Regions from separate parts of the Mus musculus genome. Here all the other regions are linked to region 1. A link is a loop called in an ENCODE intact Hi-C map of the cell type or tissue named here. Cell type or tissue: gastrocnemius. All regions are shown on one strand.

Region 1 (2,500 bases):
TGTATTCGATGAGTCACCCTGCATCACCCTTGTGGGACACAGACACCCAGGAGCTTCTGGGGCTGCTGTGTTGGACTCCTGCTTTTTCCAGAAGATGAGGTACAAACAGAGGTGTGACCTAGTGATAGAGAACATGTTTAGCACTTGGTACACTTACAAAACAAAAGGTTTAGGTCTGGAGAGATGGCTCAGCTGTTAGGAACACTGACTGCTCTTCCAGAGCTCCTGAGTTCAATTCCCAGCACCCACATGGTGGCTCACAACCATCTGTAATGGGATCCGATGCACTCTTTTGGTGTGTCTGAAGACAGCTACTGTGTACTCATATAAATAAAAAAAAATGGATACATCTTTAAAAATAAATCAAGACAAAGGTTTGATCTCTAACATCACAATCACACCAAGACCTTCCTCCCAGCACTGTAAACAGAAGGCACAGGTTCTCAAGCCCCACCGCCAGTCAGGCACCACGTGATCTGTGATGATTTAACTCCTCAAGACTCCTACCCCTTCCTCACGGTTCACTTGATGGCCCTAAGTGGAAAGACCAAAGAAAATGGCTGTACTTACATCACAAAAAACACGAGAGAGAATTTGGCAGTGGGTATATTTAGGAAAGCATATGACTGTGTGGATTTGTTCTCTTTATCTATTCTGAGGCCAGGGCTTTATGCTATATTGGGGTTAGGCATCAAAACAGGTTTTGGGTTTTTGAAGAAATTTAACCAAGTATGAGTTTAGACTCTACTTCTAGGAATCCTTAGTGTTCTCATAGTGTATGTAACGTTTAAATGTTATTATTTTGGTTTGGTTTTGGTATTGAAACTGAACACAAGACCTCCTGCATGCCAAGCCTGGCCTCTAGCACTAAGCTACCCTCAATCGTTAACAGTCATTTGATTTGCTTTATCTTATATAAGCCTCAGAAAAGTATAATAATATTTATCATGAACTCTATTTTACAGATGAGAAGCCAATCATTAGAGTGAAGTGATCTGTTCAAGCGAGAGAGAGAGAGAGAGAGAGAGAGAGAGACAAGTAGTTACTTGGTACTTAAATATCGTCCTGTGTGTGGTTTTCCCAAGACATACTACATGACTTCCTGAGATGTCTTAAATAAAACACCACGGGAAATATTTTTGAAGACCCTTTCAAACATTTTCTGTATCCCTTCCCTAATTTTATAAGGGGCTGGTTTGTCTAGACTTGTATATACCCAGTATGGCCACAAGATGTCAGGTTAATCTCGGTCTTTGAGAAACTGGCTTCATTGGGGCACCAGTAGTAAGGTCCTCTTTTGCTGAAGAAGACAAATGAAAGCTATGAATAAATAATAACAATAATAATAATAATAATAATAATAATAATAATAATAATAATAATAAACAACTAAGGAATAAAGGAAAAACAAAACAAAAGCCCTTAGGTGGCTACATAGGTTAAATAGCAACTTTTCTCTCTTTCTGTTTTGAATCAAGCAACTGAAAGTTCAGATAAGCCTGTGTGTCACTTCTGTTTGCTCTTGGAGGCAGGAGGTCAGGACTTGGGCCAGCCCCTTAGCGAACATTATTCATCTGTCCAGCTCTGGAACAAATGTGAAGAAATGAAGTCGCTTCAGTGAGGGGAGACAGTGTTGTTATTGTTGCTGGTGATGGTTCTATTTGCCAGCAAGCATAAAAACATACTTTGGAATCCAAACAGGCTTGTCAGAGGGAACTTTTGTTCCATGTTTGGGCTGGGATGCTTCCAGGGCAAAATCAGGCGGGCATTTGAACCTCAGGAGGCCAGGAGAGAGCTGCACACAGCAGCCACTGATGGAAAAGGCCAGCCATCAGCTGCAGTTTCATCTGGGTGTTATTTGACTGCAGTCTATGCAGCTTGGGCTGCCAACTGGGGTCACTTCTCTGAATGAGTACTAAGGGGAGGAGGGGGGAGCAGGGCTCTGTAGTCCAGGACGGAGGACTCGTCGGCCACAAACGGGGATAAACAAGCTTAGAAGCTTGAGCTTTTGGAAAGCCGCTCCTCACTTTAGGGCTTTGGAGAGAGAAAGTGGTCCTGATTCTGCAGGATTTATCTGCTGTCGGGTCTCAATTACCCCAAGATCTCTGGCAATGCCTATGGGATCCCTTTGCTACGTGGATTAACTGCCCTGGGGACAAAGCCATCTTTGCTGTGTGTGGTGAGAGTTTAGGGTAGAGAAACTCGTGGTAACGCTAGTCTCAAGAAGCCTAAATTGAGAAAGCCTCTGCCTTTCTCCGCTACTGTTACATAATTTGAGCTGACGGTCCCATCCGCAGCTGTCCCGCTGCCTCCTCCCTCTGCAGATGGGAGAAGCTCGCTGGGTGGACAGGCTTACACTAATCTATCTATTTGGAAGGCAAGATGGTGATAAATTACGACCATGGTGAATATCACTAAGACGCGGTAGAGCCAACAGTACTCTGAATTTTCAGTTCTTCCTCACAACCCTGCTGGACTACCTAGGGCATCACTGAATGTT
Region 2 (2,500 bases), 280 kb after region 1:
AGGTTCCTGGGAGACACTCCGAGGAAGAGATGTCTGCAGCACACTCACAGTGAAGTACCTTGGAGGGGTGGGGCCTAGGGCTGTGTAGAAGAAGATGCCTCTCAGAGCAGCAACAGATGCCTCTGACCATGGGTACCTAAGGGCTGGGGGTGTTACTTGATGCTAGGACTGTGTACTGGCTGGTTTTGTGTCCACTTGACACAGGCTGGAGTTATCACAGAGAAAGGAGTTTCAGGTGAGGAAACGCCTCCATGAGACCCAGCTGTAAGGCATTATCTCAATTAGTGATCAAGAGGGAAGGGCCCCTTGTGGGTAGTGCCATACCTGGGCTGGTAGTCTTGGGTTCTATAAGAGAGCAAGCTGAGCAATCCAGCAGAAGCAAGTCAGTAGGTAACATCCCTCCATGGCCTCTGTATCAGCTCCTGCTTCCTGACCTGTTTGAGTTCCAGTCCTGACTTCCTTTGGTGATGAACAGCAGTGTGGAAATGTAAGCTGAATAAACCCTTTCCTCCCCAGCTTGTTTCTTGGTCATGATGTTTGTGAAGGAATAGAAACCCTGACTAAGACAGACTGAACTGAGACAAAAGGGCTGGACCCTATCGCCCCAACTCCTCCTCTCCCCCATCAATCAGGCGTTGGGTGTGCTAGAGAGAGTGTAGGTGCATCTGGGCTCTGTTGAGGGTGGGGTACAGTTCCCTGTGGGGCCGAGGGACACCTGTGAGCTGACTACAACCTATATCCTAGAGGTTGGGTCCAGAGCAAGGACCTTGGCAGTGAATTACCACTCCTATTGCAGTCGCAAAATCCAACCCACTTACTCTGCCTAATAATATTGCCCCAGTTGGGAACAGTGCCTGCAAGAGTCTTGCCATCTCTTTTTCTGGAGAACCTGGAGAGGAAGGTCAGAGGGATGTGTTGAGACCACAGCTACACATCCCTCCATCTCACCCCATCCATCCCACATGACCCTCTCCCTCAGCTGGCACCTGCTCTGCTGGCATAGCTTATGTGCTCTGGTAAACAAACATTGTTCCTCAACCTCTGTAATCCTGTGCTGTGTAAGCTGCGCTTGTTTGCCAGGGGAACATCATCAGAACCTACATGGGTCACCAGGACAGTAAGCACATAATCATTTGCCCCATTACATACCAATAGCTCTACCTCCTGATGATCAGAATACATTTCTCCTGTCAAGATGACGTCTCTTGCCCTTCCTCTATTAGAAGTGAAAACACTTAAGTCTGGAGGTACAAGGTAACCCTTGCTCTGCCCCCTGGTGGAAACATTCTCCTTAGAGCCAAACTTCTAATCTTGCCAAAACTGTTAGTAAGTGGATGGGAAGTGCAAATTGCCCAGGTAGGGCCTCAGGAATAGGGGTGGGACCGTGCCTCCCTCCTATGTTTTGGTTATCATGCCCTTGTATTCCACATGTTAAGGACACAGTGTCATGAAATGGTCATTGACTTAAGGTCCTAGAGATAGGTGTCCCACACTGGCAGCCTATCATCTTCAAGAGGTGTCAAAAACTCCTCCTTGACAAGTTGGTCTCATCTCCCCATCTGATGCTGTAGTCTAGGAAAGATCTGATACTTTCTAATCGTGGTCAAATGCTTTCCCTCATGTCTCTATTGTTGTGAAGTAGGTTGTCTAGTGCAATACAGTGTTCTACAAAGTCTCATGTCAATGACACAAATACCCAGTGGGCCTCCAAACATTGTAGCTGAGGGTCTACATGCTGGAAAACAAAACCTCTATCTGGAATATGCATCAATTCTAATGAATGTAAATCCTTTCTCGTTCCAAGCTAGAACTGTGCAATGTGACCAACTCCTGTCAAATGGCTACTTGTTTTCTCTGAAGGATGGTGCTCCATCCAGGAATTAGTGTTTGCCTCTGGCTTGCAGGTCAAGACACTTATCAGTGGAAATGACCGAGTCAGTCTTGATGAGCACCTGAGTCCACAAGTTCGAGCACCTACAGAGTCTCCGGACTTATGGAAGTAACCACCATGTTTGAGTGCCACCAATTGTTCCAGTACTTAGGTGATCAATGACAAAAGTTGGCTGATACAGCCTGCTGAGTCATCTTAGACAAGATGACTAAGTTTTTGCTAAGTTTTCTGTTCTGCACTAGATGTTCTAATATCCTAGAAAAGGACTCATGCTTGCCTAGGATGAGTGAAGCCCCGAGTTGAGGTCCCGAGTTTTCTCCCCAGAACTGGTTTCAAACTCATGATATTCTTCCTGCCTTGGCCCCTTAAATTCTGAAATTATAGGCAAAAGATGCCGGTTAATGTCCCTGATGTTTAAAGTCTTACTCCTTCTGGGCCCTTGGCCTAGGCTTTTGCCACTGTGCACGGATCCCCACATAAGGCACTTTCCTTTTCTCAAAAGTGGATAATGAAGTCTAAAGCTCTTCATGTTGGGAGGACTTCCCCTTGCCTATTTTTTAAAGTCATTCCTAGGAGGGACTACTATGCAGTCAGTGTATGTGTCAGGCT
Region 3 (2,500 bases), 690 kb after region 1:
CCACATCCCTCTATCCCAGTTCTGTGGGGAAGACCTGCTCTACCTGGTTCCTCTCTCCCTCTCACCTCTCCACAGTTGTTCTTTCTCCTTAAAAAGTTACTTTGCAGCCAGGTGGTGGTGACATACACATTTCATCCCAGCACTTGGGAGGCAGAGGCAGAGGCAGAGGCAGAGGCAGAGGCAGAGGCAGAGGCAGAGGCAGAGGCAGAGGCAGAGGCAGAGGCAGAGGCAGAGGCAGAGGCAGAGGCAGAGGCAGAGGCAGAGGCAGAGGCAGAGGCAGAGGCAGAGGCAGAGGCAGAGGCAGAGGCAGAGGAGGCAGAGGCAGATCTCTGAATTCAAGACCAGTCAGGTCTACAGAGTTCCAGGACAACCAGGGCTACACAGAGAACCCGTGTCTTGAAAACACAGAGCAAAACAATCACCCACCCACCTTACTTTAATGTACATATGGGGGTTTTTGCTGGTGGATATGATGTGGTTCCTCCAGAGGCCAGGAGAGGGAGTTAATCCCTTGAACTGGAGTTAGACAGGTAGCTGTGAGCTACCATGTGGATGCTGTGGATCAAACCAGGACCCTCTGGGGGATCAGCCGGTGCTCTCACTGTAGAGCCACCTTCTCCAGGCCCTTTGCTTTTGTTCTCTCTTTAACCTTCTGTTCTTTAGTATATTGGCTGTGTAGCCCAGGCTGGTACTGAACTGGACTCAAGTGAGCTTCCTTCCTCAGTGTCCCATGTCACCCCTCCTGTCCTCTGCTCTACCATCCAGGATTCTTTTTTGAGCACACAGTGAATGGCACGCCCCACTGTCCTTTCCTCTTTGATGTTGCAGTGTTTCCTAAAGAGAAGTGAACCCTTACAGAACTGCTTACTGGCAACTACCTTACTCTATTATTGCTATAGATCACAAGTCTACCTAGAGTAACCACCAGTTTCCTTGCTGACCTAAAGCTATCATCTCTGCCTGCTACAGAAGAGAACCTCTGCACTGTCAGGCTGCCTTTCCAGTCTGGAGCACTTGGTGCTCAGTTTCACTTTGGTGAAGCTCTCCCAAGTTAAGCCAACACTAGTCTTAAAGGAAGGTATGCAGCTATCATGTGTGGGCTCTGCTTAGCCGCTGCCCCAGGGCTTGGAGGCACAGTGCCCTGTTTGAGGAAGATTCTCTTCTAATAAAGTCCTGCTGCTCTAGGGACCTCAGCCCTCATGGAGGGTGTCAAGTGAGGGCCTCCGCCATTTCCTTCCAACTGGACCATCCTTAGGGTGGCCAAATTGGTCACAGAGGTGTGATGGAGGAAGAGTGAGCCCACGGCAGCTAAGTAACCAGATTCAGTCACTACGGTGTACCTACTGGCACACATCTTAATTAGGTTTTAATGCTAGTAATTTGATAACAACTCCTGGCTATGGGCTAGAGAACCTGTCAGTGCTGAAAGCTTTTTATTTAGTTTCTCTTCCCTCTAACACTGAGGCAGCCTCCCCGCTGACCCTTGTCAAAGAACCCCATCTGCTGGTTGCCACGGTAACTGAAGGAGACCAATTGAGCTGAACAGAGCGACTCAGAAATAAAATCTGCAGCCAGAGGAATTCTGCTAAGAGTAATAAATCATTTAGTAAAGGGGGTCCTCCACATGGTGATGAGTGTTGGGATAATATGATGGCATAACTCTTCCAGCTAGAAGGTCCATGACAGATCAGAGTGATTAGACCGGCTGGAGGGCTCATTTGGTTTCTAGTGGGCTCAGGCATCGCAACAGACAGATCCGGCCCAGTTACATGCCACTGTGGGTGGGGGTGAGGGGTAAACTTAACACTTGGACCACAGAATGTTCTTATTTTAAGGAGTGGAAGGCAGCCAGCTGAGGCTCCACACACCTTACTCATTTTTCTTTAAGAACGTGTAAGTTAACCAACTTCCCAAGTGTCTCACCTCAGGTTATCCTCCGCAGCAGCATGTTCCCGCCTGAAGCACCTAAGAGGGCAGGCAATGTACCCTTAGAGGGCAGGGCTTTTTCTTGTTTTCTTTGCTTTGCTTTGCTTTTCTTTCCTTTTTTTTTTTTTTTTTTTTTTTTTTTTTTTTGGTTTTTTTGAGACAGGGTTTCTCTGTGTAGCCCTGGCTGTCCTGGAACTCACTCTGTAGACCAGGCTGGCCTCGAACTCAGAAATCCGCCTACCACCAAGTGTGACCGTGATGGTCTCAGAGGGGCCTAGGGGCTTTGCGCTCTAATTTTGTAAGGCTCCCCTGCACTGAATGATGGGCAGAAGATAAAGGGCCTTGTACCCAGTCCTAGGAGACAGAGGCCAAAGGAGCTGCATTTTCAAAACAAAAGTTCTGGGTTGTGCTAATCGCTAAGCATGTCCCCCTACCTGCCATTTCCTTGTTTGGTGTGGGCAGAGACACAAGGGTCCTGACAGCAGATCAGGACAGGAAGGCAACACCGCTGTACAGGCCGTGCACGGCGCCTTCTCACCCGGCCGGCCACTCCTCACTGGCTGCCCGGCACCAT

Evidence for each region. A loop is a pair of places that touch in the nucleus more often than their neighbours do. Peaks named below come from ENCODE experiments on the same cell type or tissue, not always from the same donor. Only the 100,000 strongest peaks of a DNase experiment are listed, where the experiment ranks them.
Region 2: it touches region 1 in a loop (7-fold over the local background); 27 of 42 quality-filtered maps call a loop at or near these places.
Region 3: a loop joins it to region 1, with 2.5 times the contacts of the local background. A loop is called at or near these places in 3 of 42 quality-filtered maps.

Annotation. Positions count from the first base shown.
Region 1 is chr1:177,683,846-177,686,345 of GRCm38, reverse strand. No RefSeq gene overlaps it. Among named protein-coding and RNA genes, the nearest start is that of 2310043L19Rik, 42 kb to the right of the region's middle. In gastrocnemius, a CTCF peak has its summit at 1,224 (motif pointing right); DNase peaks (open chromatin) are centred at 1,243, 1,590, 1,866 and 2,265; H3K4me3 peaks cover 926 bases; H3K27ac peaks cover 973 bases.
Region 2 is chr1:177,407,655-177,410,154 of GRCm38, reverse strand. No RefSeq gene overlaps it. Among named protein-coding and RNA genes, the nearest start is that of Zbtb18, 33 kb to the left of the region's middle. In gastrocnemius, a CTCF peak has its summit at 1,284 (motif pointing left); no DNase peak of the experiment used is centred here.
Region 3 is chr1:176,998,279-177,000,778 of GRCm38, reverse strand. All of the region lies in intron 16 of Sdccag8 (serologically defined colon cancer antigen 8), which reads right to left. Among named protein-coding and RNA genes, the nearest start is that of Gm15423, 59 kb to the right of the region's middle. In gastrocnemius, a CTCF peak has its summit at 1,505; DNase peaks (open chromatin) are centred at 1,189, 1,493, 1,755 and 2,468; H3K4me3 peaks cover 403 bases.